Linked DNA regions of Homo sapiens: region 1 is linked to region 2. The links are chromatin contacts, found by Hi-C or POLR2A ChIA-PET in ENCODE. All regions are on one chromosome and are shown on one strand. The core of a region is the stretch at or near the end of the contact, and the rest is flanking DNA. Distances in the headings are between cores, read along the strand shown. Region 1 holds the start of ITLN2 (intelectin 2). Region 2 holds the start of DEDD (death effector domain containing).

Region 1 (7,149 bases), core at 53-2,552, 180 kb after region 2:
GGAGAATCACTTGAACCTGGGAGGCGGGGGTTGCAGTAAGCTGAGACCATGCCATTGCACTCCAACCTGGGTGACAGAGTGAGGCTCTGTGTCAAAAAACAAAACAAAATAAAAAAAACCCATACGCATTTATTTAAAGGTAAAAGCCCATGATGTATGTACCTTACCTTCAAATGGTTCAGAAAAAAATTTTGTGTGTGTGGGTGTATTTTATATACATATATCTATATATATATAGAGAGAGAGAGAGAGAACACGAAAGATAAAGCAAATGGGGTGAAATATTAACAATAGTTGAATCTAGGTAAAGGGCATATATGTGGCTTTATATTATTGTTATTTTTGCAACATTTAATAAATTTCAAATTGTTTCTAAACAGAGTTAATAAAACAATAAAATTACAGCAGGATACATGCAATAATTAGTGTTTGGACAGTGTATAGTGGGACAAAGGAAGGATCCATCAGCTTTGTCTGGTGATGGGGGTGTCAGGGAAGGCCTCATAGAGAAATTGGAGGAAAGATTGGAAGGATGATGTCTTCTTTTCCCATTTATTTATTATTATTATTATTATTATTATTTTGAGGTGAAGTCTTGCTCTGTTGCCCAGGCTGGAGTGCAGTGGAGCAGTCTTGGCTCACTGCAACCTCCACCTCCTGGGTTCAAGCAGTTCTCCTGTCTCAGCCTCCAGAGTAGCTGGGATTACGGGTGCACGCCACTGCACCCAGCTAAATTTTTGTATTTTTAGTAGAGACAGGGTTGCACCATGTTGGCTGGTCTTGAACTCCTGACCTCAGGTAATCCGCCCACCTCGGCCTCCCAAAGCGCTATGATTATAGGTGTGAGCCACTGTGCCTGGCCAATTATTATTCTTAATTAATTAATTTATTTTTCATGAGGTGTCACCTCAGTCTAAAAGGATGATTTCTTGACAGAGTTGTGTCTAGGGGGCCAGGGCATCTGGGGGAGGTGGGAGAGGGAGAACGCAGGGGAGGATTGTGACCTATCCACGAATCTGATTAGATACTGCTACATTGTATGGCCTGCCTTGGCAAAGCAGGATGCCCCTCCTCAGATGGCGACAGTCACCTGTGTGGCCAGGAACACAGCTCCCTGCTCCTCCAGCCAGTCGCACGTCCTTTCTCATTTCCACGGTCCCAGGCTCAGGTACCCTCAGAGGGAAGGGCTTCAGAGGGAGGGGCTAGCAGCCTAGGCTGCTCAGGGTTGGGCTGGGCAGGGCTCAGGTGGTTTGGCTCTCCACAGCTCTCCACATAAAGGGACCAGCACTTCACCCTTCATCAGGATCCTCTGCAGGGGAGCTCCGAGTGTCCACAGGAAGGGAACTATCAGCTCCTGGCATCTGTAAGGATGCTGTCCATGCTGGTGAGAAAAATGTTTTTGATCCATGTGTGTGGGAGCAATGATGCCAGCTCAGGTCTCAGTTTTAGAGATTTAGAGTTTCAGGGAAATGAGCCCATGGCCCCTTGGGTATTTGTAGTGTTGGACAGCCGTGGGGCATATTCCAGGAGGTTTTAGAATGCTCATGAGCCCATCACTTTCCATTTGAGGATTCCTGACTCAGAAAGGTTAGGAAGTAAGAACGAGAGGATGACAAAGGAAGGGCCAGCCAGTGACCTTGTGCATCTTGTTTTTCCTTAGAGGACAATGACCAGACTCTGCTTCCTGTTATTCTTCTCTGTGGCCACCAGTGGGTGCAGTGCAGGTAAATGGCTTCTGAGAGTAGGAGCTGCAGTTTCCTGGGCTCCCCTCTGCTGTGCAGGGCCTGGAGGGAGTAGAGCTGGGCAGGGCTCTGAAGTCAAGGGTCAAAGGGGAAGTTCTGGAGAGGCAGGGAACCCAGGCTAGGCAGCCAACTTGAGGTGTGGACTGGGTGCTGATTTCTGGCCTCTCCTGGGGTCTGGTCTGAAGCAGTCAGGGTGTTAGCTCAGGTATTTCCTAGGGCTTGATTCTCTGCTTCTGTGGCTGTGAGGGGTTCATGGGGTGAGAGAGTAAGAACTGTGTCCCTGCTCAGCTGCTCTTGTGGCCTTGGCCTTGGGATCTCCAGAGGCAGCTGGGTGATCAGTGCTGTGTCCAGGGTACACCCTCCTCTAGTCGCAGAGGAGGATATTGTGAGAATAGAATCCTCACAATTCTATTCTTCCAGTAGGCACAATAGTGATATTTTTTCATTGATACTGGGTTTATTGTTTATTTCAATCCATCAGTTAAAAAAAGCACATTTACATATGTCATCTCATTTGATCTCCATGCGTATAAAGAAGTTATTAATGACATCTTAAAGATGAAGAAAAAGGATCAGAGATGTTAAGTGTCTGCTCAAGGAGGCACTGTCATCAGGGTTTGTCTGGATTTTACCTTGAGTCCTGTAATTTTTTTTTTTTTAGACGGAGTCTTGCTCTGTTGCCCAGGTTGGAGTGCGGTGGCGTGATGTCGGCTCACTGCAACCTCCGTCTCCTGGGTTAAAGAGCTTCTCCTGCCTCAGCCTCCCCAGTAGCTGGGATTACAGGTGTGCACCACCACACCCCAGCTAATTTTTGTATTTTTAGTAGAGATGGGGTTTCACCATATTGACCAGGCTGTTCTTGAACTCCTGATCTTGTGATCCACCCTCCTCGGCCTCCGAAAGTGCTGGGATTACCGGCATGAGCCACTGTGCCTGGCCTGAGTCCTGTAATTTTACACTTTTTCCCGCTCTGCCAGGCTTTTGGAATGATTTCTAGGCTTTTAGACTTATATACATGGCCCTTCATCCACTGGCCTCTGTTAATTTTTCAGCTTTGGTTTCCAGACTTCTTTGTATTACAACATATGTTCCAGCCACAATAAGCGACTGACCTGTAGTTTTTGGCAGGCTGGGCTGGGCTGGGCTCTGTTATTGCTTCAGGCCATCTCATGTGCTTTCTTCTCTTCCTGGGGTGTACTCTCCCCTTTCCTTCCTGTCCTGTAGCCAGCTCCCATTCTCCCATCAAAATCAGCCTGCTCTGAGTTACAGCTGGTCCCTTCCCCAGCAGTTCCCAGGCCTCACCCCCGTTAGTGGGTTTGCCCTCCCATCTCAGTTGGGTCCCTTTCCATGTGCTCCTTCCTTGTAGAATGTAGTCTCTTGAAGAAATGTGTCAAATTGTCTTTGTCCGGTGTCTAGGTAGTTCACACAGTAGGTATTTAATTAAAATTAGTCGAGTGGAAGATTCCAGGTGTTTAACCTATACCAGCTGTTGGATCAGACCGTCTTAGCATAGGGAATCCCTGACCTCCTGGGACTTCAGAGCAGAGTGATGAGTTGATACAGGGGCAGAGATTGGCCAGGAAAGATGGCCTCAGTGGTCAGACTTCTAATGAGACTCATTCTCACATTTTCTAGCAGCAGCCTCTTCTCTTGAGATGCTCTCGAGGGAATTCGAAACCTGTGCCTTCTCCTTTTCTTCCCTGCCTAGAAGCTGCAAAGAAATCAAGGAACGCTGCCATAGTGCAGGTGGTGAGTAATGAACCAACTCAGCATTCTCTCTTTGAAGCCACTTTTTAGCTCAACAGAGCCCAGTCATGGAAATCAGGAGGGACATATCCATATGGAGCCTGTTCTGCCCCCAGCTCCTACTCAAGGAGGTTTCTAGTGGGAATTTTGAGGCTTTTGTGTCCCATTCCAGTCACAAAGTCTTCTGAACACAGAGAGAATGCAGTGTTCCTGGTGATGCTTATGGTGGTGGCAAGAACTGTGATGCGTCTGAGATTTGCCCCTACTTGCCCCAGGTTTATAGATGCTGGCAGAAAACCTGAAACTCCCGAGCCAGAGACAAAGAGCTTTATTAATCACAGAAATAGCAGTAGCCAGAGCATCAGCATTTTCTTGTACTGGGCCAGGTGACATCTGCCCAAGTAGTGGGTTTGTCAAGCTGGCTGACAAATGTGGCTGGCAAGGAAACAACAAACCCTTTTTAGAGCCAGAGAGTTTATTACTCACATAGCTAGCAAGTTCAAGATCGGCAAAAGTGTCAGCTTTTCCCATCCCTTGCCCCACAAGACAGCACAGAAAAGAGGGCGAGTGACAACACAACATGGGCAGTGGCTGAGGAGCCAGTCCATGCTGCCATAGCTGTTTCATAGCCTGTGTACCCTACGGGGTGGGGGTGAGTGAGGCAAAAAGCCTCATACCTCTTCAGAACCCAGGAGATGATGACACAGTTATGACAGCTGTCTCATGACAGCCTCCACGAAAGATGGGAAGGGGGGTGAGAAGTGACCTTGTTGCAGCTCCTCACAAGGTTCCCATCTTTCCATGTTTGGGGAAGACCACAGGCTTTCTGCCAAGACTTAGGTCAGCTGTCCCTATGTGGCCTATGCGCAAATGTGCAAGGTCACCAGGATGCCACCGTGGAGCCAGTCTCCTGCAAGCTTGTGAACAGGAGGGGAACTCTGAGCTTAGGGAAGCTGAATCTTATGAAGTGGGCACAACCTTTGCTCTGAGCTGCACAGAGGCCCTATCCTGCTGTAGAATCAGATGTGGCGTGTGCTGATTTCTGGCCTCTCCTGGCCACAGGGTGGCACTGTCGAGAGGGAGATACCATCTCTGTCTCTTCTAAGACTATTTGCTCTACAAACTCTTTGAAAAGATAGTGTGAAGCCAAGACAGTCAGTGCCTCTGCTCATAGGTGAGCAGAACACAAGATGCATGGAGCATCGTCTTCCAGCAAGTATGTGTTGGAGTCTTCTGAGTGTGCTTTTGACTTCCTAGGGCTTTTCTATTCACGGAGCTGAGATGAACCCTGAGCTCTCAGACAGGGAGGCTCTGGGCTGGTTCTCTCTACAGATGGCCTGTATTTTCTCCGCACCAAGAATGGTGTTGTCTACCAGACCTTCTGTGACATGACTTCTGGGGGTGGCGGCTGGACCCTGGTGGCCAGCGTGCACGAGAATGACATGCGTGGGAAGTGCACGGTGGGTGATCGCTGGTCCAGTCAGCAGGGCAACAAAGCAGACTACCCAGAGGGGGATGGCAACTGGGCCAACTACAACACCTTTGGATCTGCAGAGGCGGCCACGAGCGATGACTACAAGGTTGGTGCCACTTCTCTCCTACTTGGGTGAGGGTGAGGTGTGGAGTGTGGCTGGCCACCAGCCTGCAGGAGGGAGGGCTGGAAGGTGGGGATATGGGGAAGGGCTGGAGAAGAAGAGAGAAATACAGGACTTGAATCACAACTTCCTCTCAACAAGGCTGTTAGGGCCCTGGGTGGTGGTGGGATCATCAGCTGGGAGTGGGGTGTCTGAGCGTGGCTGGCCATCTGCCTACTGATCCCAGAGCTCTCAGCCCAGCTGAGGCTGCACATGTGGACCTTCTGCCTCCTGGTACCTCCTGGCCCAGTCAGGCTCAGTGTCTGTTGCTTTCCAGAACCCTGGCTACTACGACATCCAGGCCAAGGACCTGGGCATCTGGCATGTGCCCAACAAGTCCCCCATGCAGCATTGGAGAAACAGCGCCCTGCTGAGGTACCGCACCAACACTGGCTTCCTCCAGAGACTGGGACATAATCTGTTTGGCATCTACCAGGTACACAGGGCTGCTGGCTGGGGGGCACTTTCTTTGGTGAACAGAGATCGAAGTGTCTAGGGTAGGGGGCAGATCTGTCCTGTGGTTCCACATCACTACTGAGTGGTTGGCTGTTTCTCCTTCCTTTGATTCACTGTGAACTCATGTCTGGCCTCTCAGAAACTCTAAGCCAGCAAGGAAGAGGCCTGTGGGACAGGAAAGCATGGGGAGAAAGAGACAGGGACAAGGGGTTTGGGGCTGTTGGGGAGACACAGCTATGGGGAAAAGCAGTCACTATTATGAGGATTGGTTTTGGGTAATGGCAGTTAATTTGAAACCCCTCCTCCCCCCACACTGTGGCAGCATCTCTACTGTCCTCACAAAACCTTTCTTCTGGGTCTCTGCAGAAATACCCAGTGAAATACAGATCAGGGAAATGTTGGAATGACAATGGCCCAGCCATACCTGTGGTCTATGACTTTGGTGATGCTAAGAAGACTGCATCTTATTACTCACCGTATGGTCAACGTGAGTGTTTGCTCCCTAAGTCCAGTCATAAATATTTTCTTGTACTCTTGGAGAATGGTGGCAAATAACAACAATTAATAATTGCTAGTATTTACTGAGCACTTAAAATGCACCAGACTCTTGTCTTGGAACTTAACATGATTTTGTGTCATTTAATTACCATGAGAAAACTATGAAGTTAGAATTGCTGTTATCCCCATTTCACAGCACGTAATCCCAGGTTTCTTCATCACCACCTTGTATACTCTTATAATTGTGGGGAAAAGAAAAAGAGATCAGACTGTTACTGTGTCTATGTAGAAAGAAGTAGACATAAGAGACTCCATTTTGGTCTGTGCTGAGAAAAATTCTTCTGCCTTGAGATGCTGTTAATCTGTAACCCTACCCCCAACCCTGTGCTCACAGAGACATGTGCTGTGTTGACTCACGGTTTAATGGATTTAGGGCTGTGCAGGATGTGCTTTGTTAAACAAGTGCTTGAAGGCAGCATGCTTGTTAAAGGTCATCACCACTCTCTAATCTCAAGTACCCAGGGACACAATACACTGCGGAAGGCCGCAGGGACCTCTGTCTAGGAAAGCCAGGTATTGTCCAAGGTTTCTCCCCATGTGATAGCCTGAGATATGGCCTCGTGGGAAGGGAAAGACCTGACTGTCCCCCAGCCCGACACCCACAAAGGGTCTGTGCTGAGGAGGATTAGTAAAAGAGGAAGGCCTCTTTGCAGTTGAGATAAGAGGAAGGCATCTGTCTTCTGCTTATCCCTGGGCAATGGAATGTTTTGGTGTAAAACCCGATTGTATGTTCTATTTACTGAGATAGGAGAAAACCACCTTAGGGCTGGAGGTGAGACATGCTGGCGGCAATACTGCTTTTTAATGCACCGAGATGTTTATGTATGTGCACGTCAAAAGCACAGCACCTTTTCTTAACCTTGTTTATGACACAGACATTTGTTCACATGTTTTCCTGCTGACCCTCTCCCCACTATTACCCTATTGTCCTGCCACGTCCCCCTCTCTGAGATGGTAGAGATAATGATCAATAAATACTGAGGGAACTCAGAGACTGGTGCTGGTGCGGGTCC
Region 2 (7,138 bases), core at 3,351-5,850:
ATTGTTTACAAAAGAAAAGTGTTCCAGTGGGTATAGAGGAAAAAATGGTCAGAGGTGAGGTAGAAATTTTTTACTTTCCCCAATTAATGAACACCTTTTCCCTTCAACCTTCTACAGGCTGTTTATTCTTGCTCCTGTAGGAAGGCGTGGCAAGGTATCAGCTTTCTCTTTGCTACCCACTGCTACTTTTAGACCACTGTGCTTCCATCCTCTTGCAAAAATTCTTCTCCCTTTGAAGCTTATGCCATCTGGCTTTACTGCCCTTTAACACCTTTTTTTTTTCTTTTTCTTTTTGTAGTGCAGTGGCAATAATCATAGCTCACTGCAGCCTCAAACTCCTGGGCTCAAGTGATCCTCCAAACCCAGCCTTCAGCACCTATTAACCTCTTTTTGTGCCAACTCTTACTATCATCCTGGGAGGTTTTACAAAAACCCATGAAAAATACAGTTAGTTCCTGACCTCCAACTCCAACGAATACTCCCACTTTCAATTCCTTAATTTCACCATTTCTAGAAAAACAGGTTTTTGTTGATGGCAGCTTCAGGGCCATAGTAAGGACTGGGAGAGGGTAGCATTCTTCTTCTTTTTTTTTGAAACAGGGTCTCGCTATGTCACTCAGGTTGGAGTGCAATGGTGCCATCAGGACTCACTGCAACCTCAAACTCCTCAGTCTCAGGTGATCCTCCCACCTCAGCCTCCCAAATAGCTGGGACTACAGGCAAGTGCACACCCACCTAATTAAAAAAAAATTTTGTAGAAATGGGGTCTCTCACTATGTTGCCCAGGCTGATCTTGAACTCCTGGCCAAAGTATTGGGATTACAGGTGTGAGCCACCACACCCAGCCAGGGTATCATTATTAAGTGTAGTAAGATTGATGGTGCCAGCACTGGCTGGTGTTGACTTGAAGACTCACTGAAAGACTGGGACTGGCAGCCATGATGCATAAGGGCAGAATAGCCTGGGGGTTGTACTGCCCAGTGATACTTGGGGAAAGGTTCAAGATCTGGATTTGACTCTTGTGCCAAGCTTCCAAGAAACCTAGGTTCAGAGGTAAGAGCACCTTTCCTATCAGCTGCCTCTGTGGGGACATCTGACACTTTCAACATCCACCCCCTTGAAATACTCTTCCCTTTGATTCTGTGACAATTATCTCCCAGGTTTTCTTCTTCTTCACTCGCTGTTCCTTTTCAAAGATTCTCCAAGAGCTCTTTTTCTACTTGTGCCTTAAATGTTGGAATTTCCGAGAGCACTCTTCTTAGCCCTCTGCTCTTTTCTGGGGAGCTTATCCAAATCTATGGCTTCAACTACCACCGAAATGTTGATGTTTCAGAATTTCTGGCCTATATATCACAGGGCTTTCTAAAAAGTAGTTTTCTGGCCAGGTACCATGGCTCACGCCTGTAATCCCAGCACTTTAGGAGGCCGAGGAGAGTGGATCACGAGGTCAAGAGTTTGAGACCAGCCTGGCCAACATAACGAAACCCCGTCTCTACTAAAAATACAAAAAATTAGCCAGGCATGGTGGCGTGCACCTGTAGTCCCAGCTACTCAAGAGGCTGAGGCAGGAGAATTGCTTGAACCTGGGAATCAGAGGTTGCAATGAGCTGAGATGTGCCACTGCACTCCAGCCTGGGTGACAGAGCGAGACTGTCTCAAAAAAGAAAAAAAAAAAGTAGCTTTCTGTAAAATAATATGTGCATAATAAAATAATTTCAAGCAATAAAGATAGATGTAAAATGAAAAGTATAAGTCTTATCCCTCCTAGGCCCACTCTTCATAATTTTTTAATGCATGTGTAAATGTGTCATATTTATTCTGTGCTTGCTTTTTTTCTCCACTTATATTTTTCTCTTAAGTTTTAGATCTGTGTATTAAACATGCCACTAGGACATATCTATCTAGCTATCTCACAGGTACCTAAAACTTCTTCACCTTCTTTGGAATTCTCCCTCCTGCAACACCCTACCACTAGTCTCCTTTTTACATCAACACCATGAAAAAACTGTCTTTATACGTTGTGCCTTCTCAATTCAATCTGGTTTCTATCCACCATAACTACAAAACAGCTTTCTCCAAATTTCCTAAATGACCTCCTTGTTGCAGTATCTTTTTTGGGGGGACAGAGTCTCACTGGAGTGCAATTGTGCAATTTCGGCTCACTGTACCTCCGCCTCCTGGGTTCAAGCGATTCTCCCACCTCAGCCTCCCAAGTAGCTGGGATTACAGGTGCCCGACACCATGTCTGGCTAATTTGTGTATTTTTAGTAGAGATGGGAGTTCCACCATGTTGTCCAGGCTGGTCTCGAACTCCTGACCTCAGGTGATCGGCCCACCTCGGTCCCCAAAGTGCTGGGATTACAGGTGTGAGCTACCACACCTGGCCTTTTTATTTATTTGTTTTATTTACAAAAAAACCAAAGTCTTGTTCTGTTGCCGAGAGTGCAGTGGTGCAATCTTGACTCACTGCAACCTCCGCCTCCTGGGTTCAAGTGATTATCATGTTTCAGCCTCTGGAGTACCTGCGATCACAGGTGCGCACCACCATGCCCAGCTAATTTTTGTATTTTTTGTAAAGATGGGGTCTTGCCATGTTGACCACACTGGTCTCCAGCTCCTGGTCTTAAGTGATTCACCTGCCTAGGCTTCCCAAAGTGCTGGGATTACAGGTGTGAGCCACTGTGCCTGGCCCTTGTTGCAATATCTGATAGATACATTTTATTTACTTTATTTTATTTTTTTGGAGACAGAGTCTCACTCTGTCACCCAGGCTGGAGTGCAGTGGCACGACCTCAGCTCACTGCAACCTCTGCCTCCTGGGTTCAAGCGATTCTTGTGCCTCAGCCTCCCCAGTAGCTGGGACTACAGGCGCGCACTGCCATGCCTGGCTGATTTTTGTATTTTTAGTAGAGACGGGGTTTCACCATGTTGACCAGGCTGGTCTCCAGCTCCTGACATCAGGTGATCTGCCCGCCATGGCCTCCCAAAGTGCTGGGATTACAGGAGTGAGCCACAGCACCCGGCCTATTTATTTCATTTTTTTTGAGACAGGGTCTTGCTCTGGTGCCCAGGCTGAAATGCAGTGGCGCGATCTCGGCTCACTGCAACCTCTGCCTCCTGGGTTCAAGCAATTCTCATGCTTCAGCCTCCCAAGTAGCTGGGATTACCGGCATGTGCAACCACACCCATCTAATTTTTTTTGTATTTTTAGAAGAGACAGGGTTTCACCATGTTGGTCAGGCTGGTCTCGAACTCCTGGCCTCAAGTGATCCACCCGCCTCGGCCTCCCAAAGCTAGGATTACAGGTGTGAGTCACCATGCCCGGCCCTGATGTATATATTTTAGTTAGCATTTTACTATATCTCTGTTACACTAAACGCTTTCACCAGTTTCCTTGATAGTTCTCTATGGTTTTCTTCTTTCCTTTCGGTTTGCCCCTTCTCAGTGTTCTTTTCGGCTTCCCTCATCCTATCCCGCAAATGCAGGTATCCTCTCCAGCCCACTTCATGGCTTCAACAGCTATCTATATGCACACGCACACACACCTCAAACCTTTCTTTTGAGTTCCCAACCCACATTAGCTAATATCCCAGGGGCACCTAAAACTCATTATCTCCCCCCTAAACGAGAAAGAAACTGGTATCATTATTCCCCAGTTGTCCAAGTCACAACATTCGTACCTCTTAAACCAATCTGTATCTCCCCATCCGCACTCTCCCTTCCACAGGCAGACCATCATCATCCTTGCCTGGAAAAGAGCCTCACAACTGCTCTCCTTGATTCTCCTCAATTCATTCATCCTTCACACTGCACGCAGCGATCTAAAATGCAAATGAAATTGTTCACACCTCTGCTGAGATTCTTCAAAGACTTTTCATTGCCTTAAGGATAAAAATCAATTAATTTACAAGGCTTCGCATAATCTGGTCTTCCCCTATCTATTACCACTTTCTTAAGCCACACCAGAACGTACCCGCACCATCCTCCCCACCCCCAATTCCCAACAGCCCTACACGGATCAGCTAGGCGACACTTCCTACAGGAAACCGGCGTTCAAAAGGTAAATGCTGAACAAATGAATTCCGAGACGGGATCTGGGCACCACTTTCGGCTCCGGATCCGGGTTTACGGAACGTCCGGGTTATCAGGAAGCTCAGAGGAAAGGTGAAATCCAGATCTTGACCCTTCACTCAAGTTCGCCAGACAAACCGATCCCCGTGGTATTCCGCCCTTATGAGTCATGGCTGCCAATCCCAGCCTTCCAGTGGGTCTTGAAGTCGCCACCAGCCAGCTGTGGCGCCACCAATGTTTCCCATTCAAGAATGCTATCCTCTTCGATCCCTTATTACCGCCCTAAGCAGCCGTCAAGACAAACCGGCGTTGCCAGCTTGCCCCAAAGCAAGATGGCTGCCAATCTCTATCTCTCCTCCCGAAGTGAAGCTATCCACTCCCCGATTAATGCCGCTGCCAGGCTGCCCTCACTTACTATGGCTACTCCGGCTCATGTCTCACTATGGCCTCGAAGCCGCCACTAACCGGCCGGGTTCCGGGAGGCGCCGTTCAGGATGCAGCCACCCCCGCCCGCCTGTCCCCTCCCCCACGGCCGCGGCGGCGGCGGCGGCGGCGGCTGCTGGAGCCCGGATGCGGCGCCGTGAGGCAGGCCCGGGAGAGCGGCGCGGATGGATCCAACATGGCGGCGCCGAGCCTGAGCCGAGAGTGAGGCGGAGGGGCGGCCGGAGTGGGGAGAGGGAGTCGAGCGGGACGGGGCGGGGCCGGGCGGGGCCGCAAAGGGCTTGGGGAAGGAAAGTGGAGGGGGAGGCGGTGGCGACGTCCAGCCTGAGAACCTCAAGAGAGGGAGGTGACGGGACGCTGAGAGGTGGGGGAGGGGAGCTGCCGAGGGGGGCGTGCAGGGGAGATGGCAACTGCGGGAGAGGGCAGGGGTCGAGACGGAGGAGTGAGGGCATGGGGAGGGGCGTAAACAAGGGCTGAGACTGGGCCCAGCCAGGGGTATTAGAGAGGCCGAGGTGGGGAGTGGGGCTGCGATCCGCTCGTATTGAAGGGGGTAGGAGCAGGAGGGAGAGGCTGAGGGTGTGAAGGGGAAGGGGGCTGTGGCATGTGGTTGGAGGGAGGACTGGACTCTGATGAGGGGTGTTGCGAGGAGGTGGGTAAAGGTCAGAATTGGAGTTAAGACGTTTCTGGGGGGCTTCGAAAGTGTTAAATTGGAGGTGGGAGGGGGAAGGGCCTAGGGGAGAATTTGGGTGGAAAAGGAGAGAACGGAGGCTTGGGGAATGGAGAGAGTGTCGGTGGGAGGAGGTAATGGAGAAAGTGAGAGACTGGGAGGAAGAAAGTTTGGGAGGAAGGGGAGTGGAATGGGAGATAGGACAGTGGAGCTGCACGGGTGATAGAGGTTCGGGGGTTTCCCTTTCCCCGGTGGAGAGGAGGAGAGAACAGAGTTAAGCAGCATCAGTTGCAGCCAATTCTAATTGCCAGGCCCTTAGCTTTTAAGAGGGTGGGAAGGGCAGAAGGGAATGGTCATGTGGGTTTGCAGAATTGGGGTTGGATGAGAATTCAACTGGGTTTGTTTTCCAAAAGACTCCCTAGCTTACTGTTCCCTTGTTTTTCCTGCTTGGGAAAATGGGGAAGCCGGTGTCGCCCAAGTGTGGAGGAGCAAAGGACTTTTCTAGTTTTTAGCATTAGCAATACAAGAGTGGGGGAGCAGACATGGCTATATTGGAACCCTATATGCTAAGGTGGAGGCTCTGGAAGTCTGAGGAGGGAAAGAGAAAAGATAGAGTGGCATCTAGACAGGTTAATTAAATGAGTGCTGTAGTTTCCAGACCCTTTTGCTGTTTTAAGTCTGGAAGGGAGGGGGTAACATGGATACTGTATGTAGAAAAACTTTTCCCTGGTGAAACATAGACGTATGAGTGGATGCTGCGCCATTAGATATTTTGTTCTCATTGTGTGCTAGTTAAGGGAAAGGGCCAAATGTAGAATTTGGAGGATAGTGCTGGTCTGCTGTAACCACTTTCCTCCCAGTTTTTTCTAAAGGTGAAAGTTAACGTTAATATTGTAACAAAATAGGAATAAGGAATTGTGGAGGAAGATGAGAAGCTGCCAGAGGGTAATTGGTTTTCCCAGAAGTTCTTAAATTTGGGAGCTGTCTTGCCGCAAGCCATTGAGACTGGAAATTCTTGGAGTTGGTATTGTTTTTGTAAATTGACTAATAGAGAGTTAGGGAAGCCTGGAGACTTGTTGGGGGTGAGTTCTCTAAATGGTTTTAGGCTTGTCTGTGTACTTTTGCAACGAGATTGTCTAATTCTATGGGCCTCTGAGGTTTCAAAGTAAAACTTGAAAATTAATTATTTTCCCCTCCTTATTTGTTTTTGTTTTGCTGCTGGCTGTGAAACTTGTGCTAGGAAGAGACCTGGGAAATTAAGTTTCTTGCGGAGGTAAGTCTGGAACTTTTTTATTGTTTTCAAACAATGGAAGGGAATGGAAATAGCATGGGAGTTATTTTGAGGTTGGGTCCATTAATGAGGAGGAGAATGCCAGGGAAAATGAGTTATCATTCATCCATCTGAGTGCATGAGATCTGTTGTAATCACTGTCTTTAGTTAATTGGAGATAGGAGGTGAAAGAGAAGGAGATTTAGATGTCTTGGGACAATCCCCCAGCTTTGGTTTGTTATTGTCTAGTCTTCTTGGTCAGCTCTGAAACATTTTTTTTTTTTAACATATGGAAGGCTGTATTCTAGTACATTGTCTACTAAATGTTGCCCTTGGAGGGTTGCTGGGACACCTTCCTTCCGTGGGAAACTTTTCCTCTAACTTTCTCTTTCAGCTGTTGGGGGGTTCCTGGCATCCTTCTTTTGAAAACATACTATGTAATTCTGACTTCCAGATATTTGATTACATTTCCTATCCCACCAGCAAGAATGTACTCTTAACCATCTTTAAGATTTTCTATGTAGTTTTAATTTAAGTTTCAAGATACCACTTTTTTTTGTAGTTCTTCTGCATGACTTTTCCTCTGAGGACTTCTGAGAGAGTCAGATATCTCTTAATTCTATGAAATTACAAATATCATCCCTGTTCAGAAAAGATGACTGTCATTTTCATTTCAAGACAGCACTCTT

The links. A loop is a pair of places that touch in the nucleus more often than their neighbours do. ChIA-PET counts read pairs that join two places held with the same protein, here RNA polymerase II (POLR2A). Pooled maps may share reads with other maps.
Region 1: a pooled map shows a loop between it and region 2 (3-fold over the local background). The contact joins the promoter of ITLN2 here to the promoter of DEDD in region 2. A Hi-C loop is called at or near these places in 8 of 50 pooled maps. POLR2A ChIA-PET finds 5 or more read pairs at or near these places in 4 of 52 experiments (CD8-positive, alpha-beta T cell, MCF 10A, PC-9 and 1 more).

Annotation. Positions count from the first base shown.
Region 1 is chr1:160,948,962-160,956,110 of GRCh38, reverse strand. ITLN2 (intelectin 2) reads left to right here and starts at 1,302. Exons shown (of 8, transcript NM_080878.3): 1 at 1,302-1,384; 2 at 1,661-1,724; 3 at 3,378-3,491; 4 at 4,821-5,068; 5 at 5,400-5,558; 6 at 5,945-6,065. The coding sequence starts at 1,370. It overlaps LOC101928372 (a long non-coding RNA gene), which reads right to left. Exons shown (of 6, transcript NR_110695.1): 6 at 6,189-7,149.
Region 2 is chr1:161,130,129-161,137,266 of GRCh38, reverse strand. DEDD (death effector domain containing) reads left to right here and starts at 4,600. Exons shown (of 6, transcript NM_032998.3): 1 at 4,600-4,716; 2 at 6,420-6,452. It overlaps LOC112543491 (linc-UFC1), which reads right to left and starts at 2,117. Exons shown (of 1, transcript NR_156734.1): 1 at 1-2,117. RefSeq lists enhancers at 4,136-4,445, 4,907-5,730 and silencers at 4,466-4,815, 4,866-5,085.